6 separate regions of the Homo sapiens genome follow, and all the other regions are linked to region 5. Evidence: chromatin contacts called from ENCODE Hi-C or POLR2A ChIA-PET data. All regions are on one chromosome and are shown on one strand. Each heading gives the region's core, a stretch centred on a gene start or an enhancer-like site at or near the end of the contact. The rest is flanking DNA. Distances are from core to core; before and after follow the strand shown.

What was found. Hi-C counts contacts between places; a loop is a spot of excess contacts on that map. ChIA-PET counts read pairs that join two places held with the same protein, here RNA polymerase II (POLR2A). Pooled maps may share reads with other maps.
Region 1: a loop to region 5 is called in a pooled map, with 3 times the contacts of the local background. The contact joins the promoter of PANK1-AS1 here to the enhancer-like site in region 5. A Hi-C loop is called at or near these places in 2 of 37 single-sample maps with no recorded cell type and 4 of 50 pooled maps. POLR2A ChIA-PET finds 5 or more read pairs at or near these places in 1 of 52 experiments (GM12878).
Region 2: a pooled map shows a loop between it and region 5 (5-fold over the local background). The contact joins two enhancer-like sites. A Hi-C loop is called at or near these places in 2 of 37 single-sample maps with no recorded cell type and 3 of 50 pooled maps.
Region 3: a pooled map shows a loop between it and region 5 (4-fold over the local background). The contact joins two enhancer-like sites. A Hi-C loop is called at or near these places in 2 of 37 single-sample maps with no recorded cell type and 2 of 50 pooled maps.
Region 4: a pooled map shows a loop between it and region 5 (3-fold over the local background). The contact joins two enhancer-like sites. A Hi-C loop is called at or near these places in 5 of 50 pooled maps. POLR2A ChIA-PET finds 5 or more read pairs at or near these places in 2 of 52 experiments (OCI-LY7 and activated CD4-positive, alpha-beta T cell).
Region 6: a pooled map shows a loop between it and region 5 (4-fold over the local background). The contact joins two enhancer-like sites. A Hi-C loop is called at or near these places in 1 of 37 single-sample maps with no recorded cell type and 7 of 50 pooled maps. POLR2A ChIA-PET finds 5 or more read pairs at or near these places in 1 of 52 experiments (activated T-cell).

Annotation. Positions count from the first base shown.
Region 1 is chr10:89,642,836-89,645,535 of GRCh38, reverse strand. PANK1-AS1 (PANK1 antisense RNA 1) reads right to left here and starts at 1,422. Exons shown (of 5, transcript NR_184344.1): 1 at 1,337-1,422. It overlaps PANK1 (pantothenate kinase 1), which reads left to right and starts at 294. Exons shown (of 7, transcript NM_148977.3): 1 at 294-936. The coding sequence starts at 645. RefSeq lists silencers at 291-770, 1,471-1,520.
Region 2 is chr10:88,063,215-88,065,914 of GRCh38, reverse strand. No RefSeq gene overlaps it. Among named protein-coding and RNA genes, the nearest start is that of PTEN, 200 kb to the right of the region's middle. Within about 2 kb of position 1,259, at least 15 of the 41 ENCODE cell types and tissues checked have a DNase peak (open chromatin) inside an H3K27ac peak, as active enhancers do.
Region 3 is chr10:88,384,356-88,387,055 of GRCh38, reverse strand. All of the region lies in intron 4 of RNLS (renalase, FAD dependent amine oxidase), which reads left to right. Among named protein-coding and RNA genes, the nearest start is that of RNLS, 200 kb to the left of the region's middle. Within about 2 kb of position 1,380, at least 26 of the 41 ENCODE cell types and tissues checked have a DNase peak (open chromatin) inside an H3K27ac peak, as active enhancers do.
Region 4 is chr10:88,107,082-88,109,781 of GRCh38, reverse strand. No RefSeq gene overlaps it. Among named protein-coding and RNA genes, the nearest start is that of PTEN, 240 kb to the right of the region's middle. Within about 2 kb of position 1,386, at least 5 of the 41 ENCODE cell types and tissues checked have a DNase peak (open chromatin) inside an H3K27ac peak, as active enhancers do; they include OCI-LY7, where a contact is called at or near this core.
Region 5 is chr10:88,900,413-88,903,112 of GRCh38, reverse strand. STAMBPL1 (STAM binding protein like 1) reads right to left here. Exons shown (of 11, transcript NM_020799.4): 2 at 1,375-1,457. The coding sequence starts at 1,404. Among named protein-coding and RNA genes, the nearest start is that of STAMBPL1, 22 kb to the right of the region's middle. RefSeq lists enhancers at 928-1,027, 1,158-1,207. Within about 2 kb of position 1,417, at least 4 of the 41 ENCODE cell types and tissues checked have a DNase peak (open chromatin) inside an H3K27ac peak, as active enhancers do; they include GM12878 and OCI-LY7, where a contact is called at or near this core.
Region 6 is chr10:88,270,549-88,273,248 of GRCh38, reverse strand. The region is part of intron 1 of LOC101929727 (a long non-coding RNA gene); the gene reads right to left. It also overlaps a transcript of RNLS not described here. Among named protein-coding and RNA genes, the nearest start is that of RNLS, 310 kb to the left of the region's middle. RefSeq lists an enhancer at 1,599-1,648. Within about 2 kb of position 1,313, at least 7 of the 41 ENCODE cell types and tissues checked have a DNase peak (open chromatin) inside an H3K27ac peak, as active enhancers do.

The DNA of each region.
Region 1 (2,700 bases), core at 173-2,672, 740 kb before region 5:
ACACACTCACAAAGCGGGGAGGGTAACGTGAATGACCTTGCAAAGGTATCTTGCTCACTGGGGACAGGATTAGCAAACCTGACACCTCTGCAAATAATTGTCTTCCTCCCGTATTCCTCCTGAAACGGTTCGCTCCTTTCGCTGTCTCTCCCAGACCCATCTGGTTTTCACATCGCCATACAAAGCCCAACCCGCCCATCTCCTCTCTGCAAGCCCAGAGAACTTGATTCCCCATGTTGAAACTCGTCGGTGGCGGTGGCGGGCAGGACTGGGCATGCTCAGTGGCGGGGACCAGTCTGGGAGGCGAGGAAGCCGCGTTTGAAGTCGCGCGGCCTGGGGATCAGGGGAAGGCGGGCGGCGGGAGCCCCGGCTGGGGGTGCGCGGGGATCCCCGATTCCGCGCCCGGGGCTGGCGTGCTCCAGGCCGGCGCCGTGGGGCCGGCGCGCGGGGGGCAGGGCGCAGAGGAGGTGGGGGAGTCGGCAGGAGGAGGGGAGGAGCGCCGGGTTCGCCATCCCCAGGCGCCGGCTCTGCGGCTGCTGAATCGGAAGCCGCAGGGAGGATCCGGGGAAATAAAGACGCCGGAGAATGACCTCCAGCGAGGCCGCCTGAGCCGGGGCCCGCGCACAGCCCCGCCAGCCCCCGGCATGGGCGACCGCAGCGGGCAGCAGGAGCGCTCGGTCCCGCACTCTCCAGGGGCCCCCGTGGGCACCAGCGCCGCCGCTGTGAACGGGCTGCTGCACAACGGCTTCCATCCGCCGCCAGTCCAGCCGCCGCACGTCTGCAGCCGGGGTCCAGTGGGCGGCAGCGACGCGGCGCCCCAGCGCCTCCCGCTCCTGCCGGAGCTGCAGCCGCAGCCACTGCTCCCTCAGCATGACTCCCCGGCCAAGAAATGCCGGCTGCGGAGGAGGATGGACTCGGGGAGAAAGAACAGGCCGCGTAAGTCCCGCTGGGAGGGGAGCGCGGGCGCAAGGCAGACGCAGCGTGCGGGGCCCGGGACTGGGAGCGGCTGAGGCAGGCGCCGCAGCACGCCCCGTGCGCCCCCGCGTCTGCGGTCGAGGGACTGCACAGAGTAGGTTCCCGGGACTGATTCTTTTCCTAGGGGACATCAAGCACTACAGGTCTTTGCCTGAGCCTGCCCTTTGCTCGCTTCTATCAGTAGAACGAGGATTGGACACGAAGCTTGAGCGGGTCCCTAGGTCAAGGATATATAATAAGCGAACGCTCTGTCCGCCCTTCTAATTGGTGGCTGGGAAAACGCAGGTGTGTGAACATTTGCTGGGGTCCAGGAGTGAGGATAAAGTGGGCGGCACACCGAGGGTGCTCTCTCCTTTCTCACCCCTCTCGCTTCTCTGAGCGCGTCCTACTGGGGTTGCCTGCCCTTTGAATCACAGAGTAGCCAGCAGCGTCTCGGGTCTATTGGAGAGCGCAAGTCTGGAGGCGTGGAGTTTAACTACCCCCCAAAATCACAGCCTATTAGAAGCTGTTTCTTCACGGCCAATGAGAGGGTTTTTTGGGAGGGACACACCCACTGATACCATGTGGGCCGGAACTATGTGGACCAATGAGGATTGGAGGTGGATTTTTTTTTTCAACGAAGGGGGAGGTTGAGTTGAGGGTTTGTAATTGTAATGTACACCGGAGAAAGCCGAAGTGCATTATTTCACAATCTAAAGCTTGTATATATAATGGTAGTTTGTAAAGTGTACCTTCCCCACAGGACGCTGTGGGATGTAAATTTGTAGGTCGAGTTTACAGCTGGTTTTTCTTGACTGAAGCTCATTCAACTGGTTACTTCTTTGTGGGTGTCTTTAATGAAGCTTATAAATGGCAAAAAGCAAAGTAAGTACAGTAAATGCTAATAAATGACTGCATTTGCATAGAGGTTATGCTGTTCGATATAGGGAAATTGTTAAGTAGGTTTTGGATTTCTGTGAAAGTTTAATGTTTGGCAAATAACACCTTCACTTTTCCCTGTTTCTATGTCTTTTTGACTCTTAGCTTTTCTGTATTGGATTAAGGTTTCTAAGACCTTGGAAAGCCCTTTGACATGACTGTGGGTGACTCTGGTACTTGTATTTTGTGGGTTTGAAATGTTAAATTTGTAGGTTAAGATTTTGTGTGGAACTTTAAAGCCAAACAGCAGATTTGGCTACAGTTGTAAGGTGTAAGGTTGTAATCTAGCACCTGAATTTTTATTTGCTTTTGTTTTTGATACTTGTTAGAAAATGACTTTCATTAGTATTAATATTTTAAAAGTCAGGACTTAATATTGATTACCTGTGATTTATAAACCTGTTTCACTTATTTTGAAGCTATACTTCAGTTATTTCTCTTATCTACATTGACAGATTGTACTAGAGTTTGCAATGAAAATAGCTAAAATATAATGAAAGGGAGCTTCTAGCTTAATCTTCTATGTTTAATTGAGGATATAACACCTCTTGAAATAACTTCTGAGGAATTGAAAATACACCCTCTAGGAATATCTTGAAGACAGAGAAAAACTAACCTGAGCCTTAACTTGTGCTTGCAAACCCACAGAAATTATTTTAAAATACAAGAAAATGTAACTATCTGCCTGTGTGCTTTGTATCAGAAATTAAAGTGGTTTATGTTTCTTACAGAATAAAAATCCTAGTTGTTTTAAGTTTCATGACCACGATTGTTACTTATAATTTTTAAAAAACGGTTCGTCAAAAT
Region 2 (2,700 bases), core at 10-2,509, 840 kb after region 5:
GTCTGCGATAATCATTTCAGAAGTGGCTGCTGATACTGGTAGGTATGCAGTCAGCAATTGTGGTGGAAACGGGGAATGTCTGCTCAAAGAGACAGAATGTGCAATGACTCAAATGATTTCCAGCAATTGTCAATACTATTTGATGTTAGTCATTTATGCTACCTTTTTCTTATTTATAGATTCCTAGCTTTAAATTAACCTCCCTGATATATGGAAGTAATTTGGTCAGTAATAAGTTCCTTTGTTTTGGGTTTTTTGTTGTTTTTTTTTTTTAGGACTATGTGGCAGAGGAGACTCCTGACTTTCACTTCTCTAAATAACCAACAACTCCTCACTGTCCCTGTGTAAAGCTATCATGGCTGTGGGGAAGGAGAGACACTTCAAGGACAGCTCAGAGCAAAGTACCAGTTTAAAATCTTCTCACGAGAAGAGCAGCATCCTTCACTCATTTGTCCTTTCACTGAGGGTGCACTACATGTACTCACTGTGCTAGATATTGGGAATACAGGGCTGAGTGAGACATGGGCAGACTCCCTGAGAGGTAACACTCAGACTACATCTCAAAGGATAACTAGATATCCGCCAATCAAGATGGAGCAGCAGGCCAGGTATACAGGCTCAGCATCACTTTGGGCGTTGCTTTATCTTAAAAAGCTGCCTGAACCACTTAAAGGGACCCACTGCTGCCTTCAAAAGAGTACAGTGATATGCATCTTCCTGAGGTCTTTCTAAGCCACTTCTGGAGCTAGATATATGTTTCTCAGATGTCTCTGAAACAAGGTTTCCAGGCAACTACATCTGAGGCCATTGGTGCTGCAATATGACTGAAAGGAAAGAGGGTGTGTACTTCAACAGCCTTGCTGTAAGCAAGGTGGCTTCATCCCCTCCCCCCACCTGAAATTGAGAAACACAGAAGTGACCACAGTCCTAGGCCACTGTGTGCAAAAATGGGAAATGTCACTCATCAGGTCCTCTCCCACGTTTAACCAGAATCATCAGCCTATAGATTCGGGAACTGAGTGGCTTGACCATTTTGCACGTAAGCCATATGCAATTGGTCCAAAGGAGACCAGTGAGCAACAATTCAATTTAGAGTTCACTGAACTCTCTGGTTTGGGAAGGAAATTGCTAGTAATCAATTGCAGCAAGCATACAGGCTCAGGGCCAGGAAGAGAAAAATCACTTTAATGGGCAAAGCAGATGTTGCTAAATTCATTGCAAAAGTGAGATGGGCACAGAGCCAGGCCTTGCATGAGAGATGCTGATCTGTTCTCCTGAATGAACAAAACAGAGACATTTCAAAAAGGGGGGTTTCTATGAAAGAAGCCAGAGGTCTGTGTCCCTGTTAGAGTAAATAAAAGAAAATGCACCCAGGTGTTCAGGTCCCCCATACCACCACAGGACTTAAAGTTGTTAACATCTTACGAGGATTTTTAAACAAATCCAGAATACTAGCAAAAACTGCCTGGGGAGTCTTCATTCGGTTCTAAGGAGAGTATGTGGTAGAGTAGAGAGAACACGGGCTTTGGCATCAGATCTGTTTCTTCCATGAATTAGTTGCTTCCACCACCAAGAAGTTGTATGACTTGGGCAAAGTTCTTAACACCTCTCAGTCTCAGTTTCCTCCACTGTAAAATGGGCCTAATGTCATTTACCTTATTAGAGCAGTTGTGAGGACTAGTGATAATGTCTGTAAAGTATGGTAGAGAAATGCACTTAAGCAATAACATGTTTTCAGAACCATGAAAAGACTAGTGACACTAGGATGTGGGGAGAATTGGTTAATGACAGGGCAGGGTGGGGTGGGATGGGGAGAATTTCTGGCCCAATATTGACCAGCTTTGGCACGTGCTCTTGGTGAAGGATTACTTCACAGGTCACATGTTTCTTTGCATGCTTAGGCTGATAAAACATCTCTCAAGAATATAAGAGCTCAGCAAGTGTAGGAGCATAGCCCAAGAAAGGTCACTGTGTGTACTTAGAACATTTTCATGGAGTAGCTTCAAATGCAAGCCTCCTAAAAGAGAGTTGATTCTGATTCCCCAAATCTGAAATGTTCTTTACTTACCTAATTCCCACTCATCCTTCAAGGCCCAACCAGAGTCCCTCCTCTGAGAATCATCCCAAATTCCTCTGGAGCTCACCATCTCTACCTACTCACATATTGCCCAGTTTATATCAGCTGCCTTCAATCCTTCCTGGAACAAGACATTAATCCCATTCAGTAAAAACTTTAAATGCTACTTACTCAATTCTTTGGCCTGTCATAGTAAAGTGTCATACACTGATCATCACCTGAATCATGTGGTTCTACCCCAAATACTTAGCAACTTCCTAGAGTTTAGATATTGAACTTGCACTAATTAAAATCTCTAAATCAGAAGGCAGAGAGAGCTGAGGGCTCTGACACTTGACTAGTTGTGTGAGCTTGGGCCAAGTTTCATGGCCTTCTCAAGCCTTAGTTCTCTCATCTGTATACTGGAGATAATAATAGCACCTTCCTCCTAGGACTTGTGTGAGACTTTCGTGAGCTCGGTCCTGCAAAGTGCTCAGCACTACATTGTTAGCTGAGTAGTAACAGTCACTTTCCTGAAAGCTTCTTCACCCAGAGGGGCTAGCCCATGCCTGTGCACAAAGAATGTCAAATTACATTCACACCCCCTGAGATTTCCAAGCTACAGGCCATTTTCACAGTGGCCA
Region 3 (2,700 bases), core at 131-2,630, 520 kb after region 5:
AATGTCCCTTGGCTACATAAAATTTAGTTCTGTTTATGTGTTTTGGGTGTACAGATCACTTTTTATTCAGATGGACTAGAGCATAAACTGGCATTGAGTTTTCTGGCAATGAAACGTCATAGCACTGGAACCTCACTGGGCTTTACAAAAATGCATTCAAAATATTTTAAAGTACTTCCACTTTATAACTGATGACAGAAGATGATAAATACATTGTGGTTATTTTGCTCCTGTTTTTTGAACTTTCAGTGCTGGGATTATTGGAGACAACTACCCTGAGATAGCAGTGATTTGGGAACTAATACCTAATGGCTAAGTGGGTGTCCTCAGCCCTCACATCCTGCTTATCTATGGAAACTAAGTAACATGGGAATGATAGCTAGAAATCCACCCTTTTCAGAGGACCCAAGAGTCCATCTTTAAATGCTGTATGGCTGGGTATGCTGTGAGGATTCTCTTAACACAGAACAGCTCTGCCTTCCAAAACCCTAAAGACGTTTGATAAGGAAAAATAGCTAACAAGTTATGCCTTTCTCATAACCTTTGAAACCTACTTAAAAACTGAAACAGTACAAGAATTTGCAGTTTAAAATGACCAGAGAAGTGGCAGAAAGCCAGAATTCTGTCAGAGACGGCTTAGAAAAGCTTAATGATTAACAAATGGGTCACTGCCTTCAGGCTCTGACCTTTAGAACTAACCAATTTTAGCCTTTTGGTTATGTTCCTTCAACTCGTTTTATATCAAGGAAAAAAAAATACTCTCTAATGGCACAGTACCACCCATCCAAAAAAAGGATTCTTAGCAGTCCAGTATTTGGTCAGTAGCTTTTCTGATAACATGGAGTTGGTCCTAAGCACAGTATTAACAACTGTTAAATTATATTTTTTGTTAGAGTTTAAGGAAGGCCCTAAGCACGACTGCATATCCTGCAGGTGAAATGTACGAAATTTCGGTTAACATGGTAACGGCTCTAAAAATACCTAGGCTACAGTTTAACCACAGAGTTTCCTCCTTAACGTAAAAAAGCCACCATCACGAGCTGTTAGAAAGTGCAACAAAAGCAATCTCTGTCGGACTTTGTGCAAGCAGGCTATTAAATCAGGCCTGGCAGTGACAATCTGCAGCCACTCTGCATCAAAGTAATAATTAAAGTTTTGCAAGCCCAAACAGCAATGCACAAACCACCTAAGAAATATGTTACATTGATAAGTCCTTTTTTTCTGCCTGTAACTTCTCTTCTCCCCTACCCCCAACCACCAGGTGGACTAAGCAGGGCGTGGCAGGGGCACCGTGACAAAGAGTCACCACACCATAACCACAGGGCCCCACCCGAAGGAAAACCTAGGGCAGGCTGCCACGGTTTTCCCAGCAACCTCTGCACCAGGATCCCATAGAGTATGCACAGGAGGCTAAATCACTCACCTGGGGTTTCCCATCTGGGCTCTTTGCTTGGCAGAGACAGAGAGGGTGGGGTCAACCTTTTCCTTGATGCTTTTGCAGTTAGCAAGTTGGAAACACATTTGACTCTTTTGAATTCTGTGCCTTGGCTATTCAGGAGTCTGTCATGTCTGGGCTTACTAAATTCTACCATGTCTAGGCTGCCGGGTTTAATAAATAGAAATACCTGACATCCAGTTAAATTGGAATTTTGAATAAACAGTGAAGAATTTAGTGAGTGTAAGTATATCCCATGCAATGCTTGGGATACTTACACTACATACTTATATACTTATACTACAAATAATTTCATAGTTTACCTGAAATTCAAATTTGACTGGATGTACTTTCAGAGTCTTTTTATCCACCAACACCCAATTAACAAATTGGTTTTTATTTGTTTGGGCTTTTTAACTTCATTTTGCTTTTATTTAGTTTTGCTTTGCCTTGCAAGCCTTGGGTCAGTGTAGAAAGGCTAATCCAAGGAAATGAGCTAGCATTTGCTGAGCTCATTCTTAAATCAGGCTTCATCTTAGGTACTTTTGATGCATGGTCTTTTAAAATCCTCACATCATCCTCTATAATAGCCTACTTAAAATCCACATTTTATAGAGGAGGGTACCTCAGCTCAGAAAGGTTAAGTGATTTGACCAAGGTCACACAGCTAACAAGGAGGCAAAGCTAGGTGTAAGCCTAAGTGAGTATGACCCCAACTGGCTTTCTCAACTACTTAGTACATCTGCAATAGTCACATTTAAATGTAATAGTTAATTTTTGCCTGTTTATCAGACATTAGGTTCTTTTCCTTAACAAACGTCAACTCAATAGCATAGATTTCATAAGCGAAAAGCTCAAATTGACAGCTGAATTGGGAACTGTTCTCCATCAACTCCTGGTACATAATAAACTATTTTATTAATCTCTTTACTAAAAATGAACTTCCAGGCCATTTCTGACTACTCCACACTAGAGCTATAGTTGTTCTAAGTGCTTTCTATATAGTAATTAATCTAATATTGAAATCAACCCTATGATATAGTCAGTACTATAATTTTCAATTTATAGTGTAGAGAAATTGAAGTTCACAGCCTTTCCCAAGGTCATACACTGGTAAGGGAATTAAGCATGATTTAATCTCATCTTCCTGGCTGCAAAGCCTAGGTTGTGTGGCTTTGAGGAATTACTTAGCCTCTCTGAGCCTAAGTTTTTTCATGTGTAAAATGGGAATTATAACTACAGTACTATCTATATCATTGTTAACC
Region 4 (2,700 bases), core at 137-2,636, 790 kb after region 5:
AAACATGTGTTTTCAATTATCTTGGTTATATACCTAAAAACAAAATTTCTGGGTCATAGGTAACTCTATATTTAACTTTTTGAAAAACTGCCAAATTGTTTTTCTAAAGTAGCTGTACCATTTTTACCTCTCTACCTGCAATGTAAGAGGATTTCAGTTTCTCTACATCCTTGCCAACACATGATATTATCTGATGATGATGATGATCATGATGACAATTGCCATTCTAGTGAATGTGAAGTAGTATCTCATTGTGGTTTTCATTTGTATTTTTCTGATGGCTAATGATGTTGAGCATATTTTCATGTGCTTATTGGCCTGTTTTATATTTTGTTTGGATACATGTTTATTCAAATCCTTTGCCTATTTTTAACTGTATTTTTTTATTGTTGAATTGTAAAAGTTCTTTACATATTCTAGATTCTTATCAGACATATAATTTATAAATATTTTCTACCATTCTATGGGTTGTCTGTTTGCTTTCTTGATAGTGTCCCTGAAACACAAAAGTTGAATTTTTGATGACGTTCAGTTTATTCTTTGGTTGCTTGGGCTTCAGGTGCCATATCTAAGAAATCATTGGCCAAACTAAGGTCACAAAAATTATGTCTTTGAGGATGTTGCCTTCTAAGAGTTTTATAGTTTTAGCTATTACAGTTAGGTCTTTGACCAATTTTATGTTAACTTTTGTATTTAGTGAGAGTCAGAGGGTCCAGATGGATACTTTTGCATGTGGATATCCACTTATCTCACCACACTTGTGGAAAGATTATTCTTTCCCCATTGAATATCTTGGAAAGAAGAAACATTTTTAAGACAATCTTGACCAAACAGTCTGGCCCTGATTAAAAAAAATAATAATAAAACAGCCACCACAGTCTGAGGTATGACAGTCAAGACTGCAGAGATTGGCTGGAATATTTTGTTCCTACCTACGATGTGAAAATTCCATGAGAAGCATCTCAGCCCACCTCTCCTATATATATATTAGTAGGTTTTAACCTTGTTTAGAGTAACTTATCCAATGAGATTGTGGGCTTTTTAATATACATAGTAATATTCTGCTTAAAATGTTAAAAAGTTCACAGACACCCTCAAACAAAAATCCTATCCACAGATCTTTGGTTAAGAATCCCTGCTCTACTCTCCTTCCCACAGAGTTCTACCATTGCCAAGGCTGAAGCGACACCCCTCAGTGCAGCTGACTCACTTTGTGTTCTATTTATTTGTTTGTGTGTAGCCCTGATCTCTCCTTTAAGCTCCACAGTGCCACCTAACTCCTAGATATGTGTACCTTGTGCCCAGGCATCTCCAGCTCAACACATTCAGCTCATCATCTTCCCTCCCCCCACCCAGCTCATACCCCCACTTCCCTTTTTCTGGTCACAGTGCTGTTCTTCCCATCACGCAGGCTCAAATCTCAAAGTCATCTTCACTTCTTCTTCCTCTCACCACCCCTCCCCCAACAGCTAATTCAGTCTCCAGGTTTATATAGTTGTTCCTTTAGCCTAACCACCTGTCAGTACCCTGCCTAGTCCAAGCTCCTATTCTGAGGCCTGGGCTGATGCAACAGATGTCTCTGGCCTTGCTCATTTCTTGCCTTTGGGTTCTATACTTTCTAATTTATTTGAGTGCCAGACTTAACAGGTGAAAGGATAGTTCTGAGCATTTCCCTCTCTGGCTCAGAAAATCTTAATGGCTTGTCGTGGTCCTCTAAATGCAGTGCAAACCCAACTGGTCAGAAGTCCAAGAGCTTCCATTCTCTGACTGCAGCCAACCACCTGGCTTCATCTCCCGACTCTCCCCAGACTCCATGTCCCAGCCAGTAGTGGCACCAGTGACATTATTTGCACCATCATGCCACTTACCTTCACTCACTGCCCTGCCACCATTCTTGGCAAGCTAACCCTGCTGTGCCTTCAAGCCCAGCCCACTGTGATTGCCTCTATGAGGACTTTCCTGATTGCTGCAGGAGGACTCACTCATCTCTCATAGTAATTTACTTATTTTTATGTGACTTTTGCCATTATTGTGCATCTGACACCTCTCTTAGCACACAGCAAAATGCCTTGAGCAAAATGCTTCCTTAATGAATATTGGTCACATTCAGCAGTGATTCTCATAAGGGAATGTGAATCAGAATCACTTGGGGAACTTTTCAAAATACCCCACTTTGGGACCCAGACCTCAATATTTGAAAAGTTTCCACTGATGATTCTGATGTGCATCACTAATTTGACTACTTGTCAAATTAACAAATGATGGTAAAAAATATACTGAACATCTACTATGGGCCAGGCACTGCATATGCATTATCTCATTTAATCCTCACAGAAACTCTGGGGTGGGGTGGGGGAGGTGGTATTATTATTTGTCCATTCTTCAGATGACGAAACTTGCGCTTAAAGAAACTAAATGCTTTGCCTTAGGTGGGTCATGTATAAATAAATGAAGTAAGTGAAATGAAGGTCTCTAAAGGTCACTTACAATCTATTTGAGAAATTTAACAGTAATTTCCCAAGAAAATCTATGTTCAGATTTAATAATTTTGAGCTGGTTTCTCATTTTCTTAGCTTTGTGACCTTAGACAAATTACTTGCCCTATCTGAGCATGTTTCCTCTTCTGCGGAATGAGCATTATACCTACTATTATTGTAAGGTAGAAGGAAGGATTCAGTGAGTTACAATATGTAAAGTACT
Region 5 (2,700 bases), core at 168-2,667:
GTGACATATACAATAAAATTTTAATTATTGTTATATAATGTTCTAGAAAAACACAGAAGACATCTCATAAGTATGACTCCTTCCTCTGGAGAGGTGGAAATGGGTCAGTCTTTATTAACCATAGTGGAACAACAACATGGGGACAGAAAGTGAAAATGTTTCTGCAATTGTCTACCTTTCCAAATATACTCTGAAGACAACTAATTTTTGTGAATGACTTTCTTGGTCAAGAAAAAACATTAGGGGCCGGGTGCGGTGGCTCACACCTGTAATCCCAGCAATCTGGGAGGCCGAGGTGGGCTGATCACGAGGTCAGGAGATGGAGACCATCTTGGCTAACACGGTGAAACCTGTCTCTACTAAAAATACAAAAAATTAGCTGGGCGTGGTGGCGGCAGCCTATACTCCCAACTACTCAGGAGGCTGAGGCAGGAGAATGGCATGAACCTGGGAGGTGGGGCTTGCAGTGAGCCGAGATTGTGCCATTGGCACTCCAGCCTGAGTGACAGAGCGAGACTCCGCCTCAAAAAAAAAAAGAAAAAACATTAGGTCACAACCTATTTCAGTACAAGAACCAGGCCCTCTCTTTCTTTATGTCCTGGTGCTAGTCTTTGTGCGTACAGGGTATTTAGTATACTGCAGCTCATGGGGCTACTCCTACAAGGTCACCATGAGTGGCTGGGGAGGGTCATCAAGAGGAGGAAAATGGGAATGACAGTTTCCATTTATCGTACCATCCTGGTAGGCTAGGACCATCAAAAATATTGTTTCCAATTGTCATTGAGCAAAAAGTACAAAATCAGGGCCATGGAGATTACATAATGTGTCTATATTCACACTCAGAGACTGATCTAGGACACAGAATAAGCCCATGTGATGTAGCTAGAGAAAGTGTGCACAGTGCTGGGCAGTGAGGGGAAAAGTGAGAAGAACAAGAGCTTCAAGTACAAAGACATTTACACGAGGATCCAAAGCAGTACCTAGGTGTTATGTATGTTTTTCTCAGTTAACGCCATACAAGGTGAGCCTCCAATTCTTATCCATAAAGTAGCTGAGGCACAAAGAGCTTTAAGTAGCTCCTCAGATATCAACTCTGAAATTCTTCTCTCCGGTGTTTTGCCAAAGGACTACACTCCTGGAATCTAGCTAGATAAACTAAAATTTTAGACTTTTGTGGAAAATAAAATTTATTTTTAAGTCTTACAAAGATAGCTTTATTAGTCACTTCCTCAAAGAAGACAACCACACAGATGGATGAAAAACTACAAGTGCTAAACTTCTTAAAGTAATTGTGACTCATTTCACATTTGTATGTTTCTGTTCTTCTTTTTGGGCTTTCCAACCAAATGTTAGATATCAGCTGGTGTGACCTACCAGAGAATTCACAGTAAAAGGCTGATCCATGTTGTCTTATCTGTGAAATGAGGATGTTCACTGTTTCTTCTCAATCACTTCATCTGTTTCAAAAACAAGAAGCAGAACTAAAGTTATTTTTTGAGACCCAAGTTTGAAATCCCAAACCCCAGGGTTATCTCTGCCTCAGACAAACAGGAACAAATTGAAATAACCTATATAACCTGAGTGTTTAGAGAGACTGTTGGAAATCTCTTCCTGAAAATACAAAACTGCAAGTGGTTATAGTTTCCTGAAGCTGATCTTTAAAAGTGAAGGTGTGAAAATAATTCACATTTGACTGACACCCAGTATGAATCTGCTGCGGGATACCTTACTTAGAACTCTATGCAAGGTTATAAAGTAGGTTTGCTTTCTTCAAAGGAATAAAGAAGATAATACTGATTAGAAGCATGGACTGTTAAACTTAGAGCCAGTCTGGATTTAAACTCAACCTTAGAACTATAACAGGCAGAATTCTAAGATAGCTCTGTGATTCCTGCCCCTTGATATCTGTAGGTTTGTGTAATCCTCTCCACTTGAGTGTGTTTAAGACCTGTAGTTGGCTTCTAACCAATAGAAGACAGCAAAGGTCATGGAATATTATTCCCATGAATATGTTGAATCACATGACAAAGATGAAGAGATATTGTAGATATAAGAATCCCCCTAATAATGTTAAGCTAATTAAAAGAAAAATTATCCTGAGTGGTCTGGATCTAATCAGGTAAGACCTTTAAAAGAAGTAGATTCTCTCCTGCTGGCCTTAAAGACTCAGCCACCACAAGTTCCAAAGCTGCAAGGAAATTAATTCTGCCAATGATCATACAAGCTTGGAAGATGACTGCAAGCCTCTGATGAGACTCTAGCCCATGTCAACAAGTCAATTGCTGCCTTGTGAGACCATGAGTAGAGGATCTAGATAAGCTGTGCCTAGACTCCTGAACCAAAAAGCAGCAAGATAATACATGTATATTTAAGCCTTTAATTTCATAAAAATTTGTAAAGCAGCAATAGAAAACAAATATGTTTAGCTGTGTGACTGCAGGGAAGTTATATAGCCTTTCTGTGCATCTACAAAATGGGAGAAACAGTGGTTCCTACATCATGTGGTTGTTCTAGGATCAAATGAGTTAGCACATAAAGTCTTTAGAGTATCAATAGCTCCTAGCATATAGTCAATATTTTATCAATGTTAGCTATTATTAGAATCTTTATTTTATAGTTGAGACAACTGAGGCTCAGAGAAGTCAAGTGAATGTACCCAAGTTTAAATATTAATTCAATAAATATTAGTAATTCCCATCC
Region 6 (2,700 bases), core at 64-2,563, 630 kb after region 5:
TGGCCTTGTGTTGAGGTGCTCCAGAGGGCAGAACCAAGACTAGCAGCAGTAGGAAAGTGATTGAAGCTAATATCAGTAAGAAATTTCCAATAAGCAGAGCTTTTCAATGTGGAGCAGACCTCTGGGAGTTTCTTTCTGCCAGCCCAAAATGTTTCCAGCAGAGGCTGGGTGACCACCATCCACAGTGATCCACAGTGGGGAGAGGTCACAAGAACAGTGCATCCCAACCCTGGCTGGGCCACAGCATCACCCGAGGGAGGATAGAATGCAGATTCCTGGGCCATGAACCCTATCTACCTGGATTGAAACTCCAGGGCTGGGGTCTAGGGATATGTATTTGCCTTAAACTTCCCCAAGGAATTCTAAAGCAGCGAGACAAAGTTTCTACACCTGAGAATCCCTAGATTAGAGACTTTCAAGGCAGCTTCCAACTTGGAGATTCAAAGCAATTTTGCAATTCAAAGGTCTAGAGACTATTTGAGTATCTATCTTAAAAAAACGAAGACAACAGTATAGATGCAAAGGGAGGCACGGCTGGGGTTGAAGGATGGAATCATTTGAAGATCAATACTTTTTCATTCATTTATTTATTCAACCACCAATGACCAAGAGCCTGTGCTGTACCAAGTTCTTCATGTAAAGCACTTGGGATATGTTAGGGATCAAAACCGTTTCCTGCCCTCATAATGGTCACATTTAGGTCAGGTTAACATAAAACGTAGATTCTTGGGCCCAGGAATGACTGAATTAGAATCCCTGGAGAGGGACCCAAGAATCCATATTCTATAAATGTTCCCAAGGTGCTGCCTGTATACACTAATGCAATGTTGTTTTTCAAAATATGGGCTTTGACTCATAAGTGGTTTGTTATAGTAATTTAGTGAGTCAAGAAGCTTTTTTAAAAAATTAAAATAACAGAAAAAAGAACAGGAAAAGGAAAGGAAAATTAGAATGCTGACACATGGAAACAGTAACTTGTTTCATAAAGCTTCTGTTTCTGTGCCCTGGGCCACAATGTAAACTGGGTTTCAGATGGAAAACCATTGCTAGAAAATATGATATATAAAATACATCACTGCTCTAGTCCTCTCTAACCCCTGCACGCAACAGTTCTGTTTTAGTCCAAATCTGGAGGTGAGATGCTGGGGCACACTGACCACCTTGAGGAGGGACAGGCTGTTCTGGGAATTTGACTCACTGGGAATATCCCTGCTATAATGCCACTTCCTTTTTCTTTTGGATTGAGCCTAGGGCTGCACTCTTGCACAGATGGTAAAGTCTCCAGCACATGTTGCATCATTTTCTCTGGTAGACATGACAGAGCACTGCACACTATCTGTCCTGGCCTTCGTGGCAGAGTTAGAGCCGCATACAGAAACGAACTCCTGGGACCCATTGCTTCCATTTGCTAGGCTGCTTTTTAGGGGAACAAGAGAGCAGGTCTTATACAACCAATTTTCCAGGCCAAGTCCTGGGTATTTGATTTGGGCCCTTCATATCAGGTCAAAACCATATGCAACCCATACTTGGCAACCAAGATGAAAGATACCAATTGTTTTAAATAAAAATGAAACCGGACGGGGTGAACAAACCCACATAAGACAAGCTGAAAAGTCCTCCCAGGCTCTCTGAGAACCCAAGAGCCTGCTGTGCTGAGCAGACCAGGGATGTTCCTGTGGTTTACTTGTTTGCTGTCACGGAAGTTTTGCTGTCACTAAGAAGAAAAATCCAAAGGCTAATTCAGCATAAATGGTCCCCTTGGCTGCACTGAGGGCAGTCACAGGTGAGTCATAAACAGTGTTGAAAAGTAGAGATCCACCCTAGAGGCCTGAGACATGCTGCTTTTATCTCCAGCTCAGAGCAAGAAAAATGTCTCAGAAGGAACTGAAAATGGAATTACTCAAACTGAAAACTGCTGTCCTCACCAGGAGGATTCCTTTCCTGACCCAAGTCTGGGAAGTGCCACTGGTAAACCCCCAGAAATGAATTTGCTCATCAGTGAAGGACAGAGCTAGATATTCTCAGATGTACCCAGTGACATTTTCGCAGCATTAGAAGCCAAGCCTCCTTCACCTCAAACCAAATCACTGAAATGCTTGATTCTGTGCAGCTGTGGTAGAAATGCCCTGTATCAAAGGCAGGCTCCAGTACCACAAGCCAAAGATAAATAACAGAGGAAATGATCAAGACCATGACCTCTTGATGACCCCCTGGAGCTAAATCTTTGCTAGACCTCAGAATATCAAACAGGCCACCAGCCCGCCAAGAGCAGTTCATGAACAGTGTGGAAGCCACCTCAGCCTGCGAGAGCCTGGCTCTCTAGAAACTTGAGACATCCCAAAGGAATTTCTTGTTTTATCCTCCCAAACAGGGGTTTGTTAATTCTTTCTTCAAGTGAAGAAACCCTTTCCAAATAAACGTACCCAGAAAAGGTATTTTCCATTTACTTGGAAGTTGGGGTTGTATGTATCTCTTGTCCGGTGGTGAACTATTAGTATTTTGAAAAGTGTGTTCTCCCACCAACTAGCAAAAAAAATGAAACAGAAATACAAGGGCCTTCTCCTACTGGAGATTTTGATTATAGATTCAAACAGGCAAACATTATGGAGTGTTTACTATTGGACAAGTATTGAGCTAAGTTCTCAGAGGATCCTGAGTGGAACCAGACTCAAGTTGCTCACAGAGGGAAACAGTGGGCAG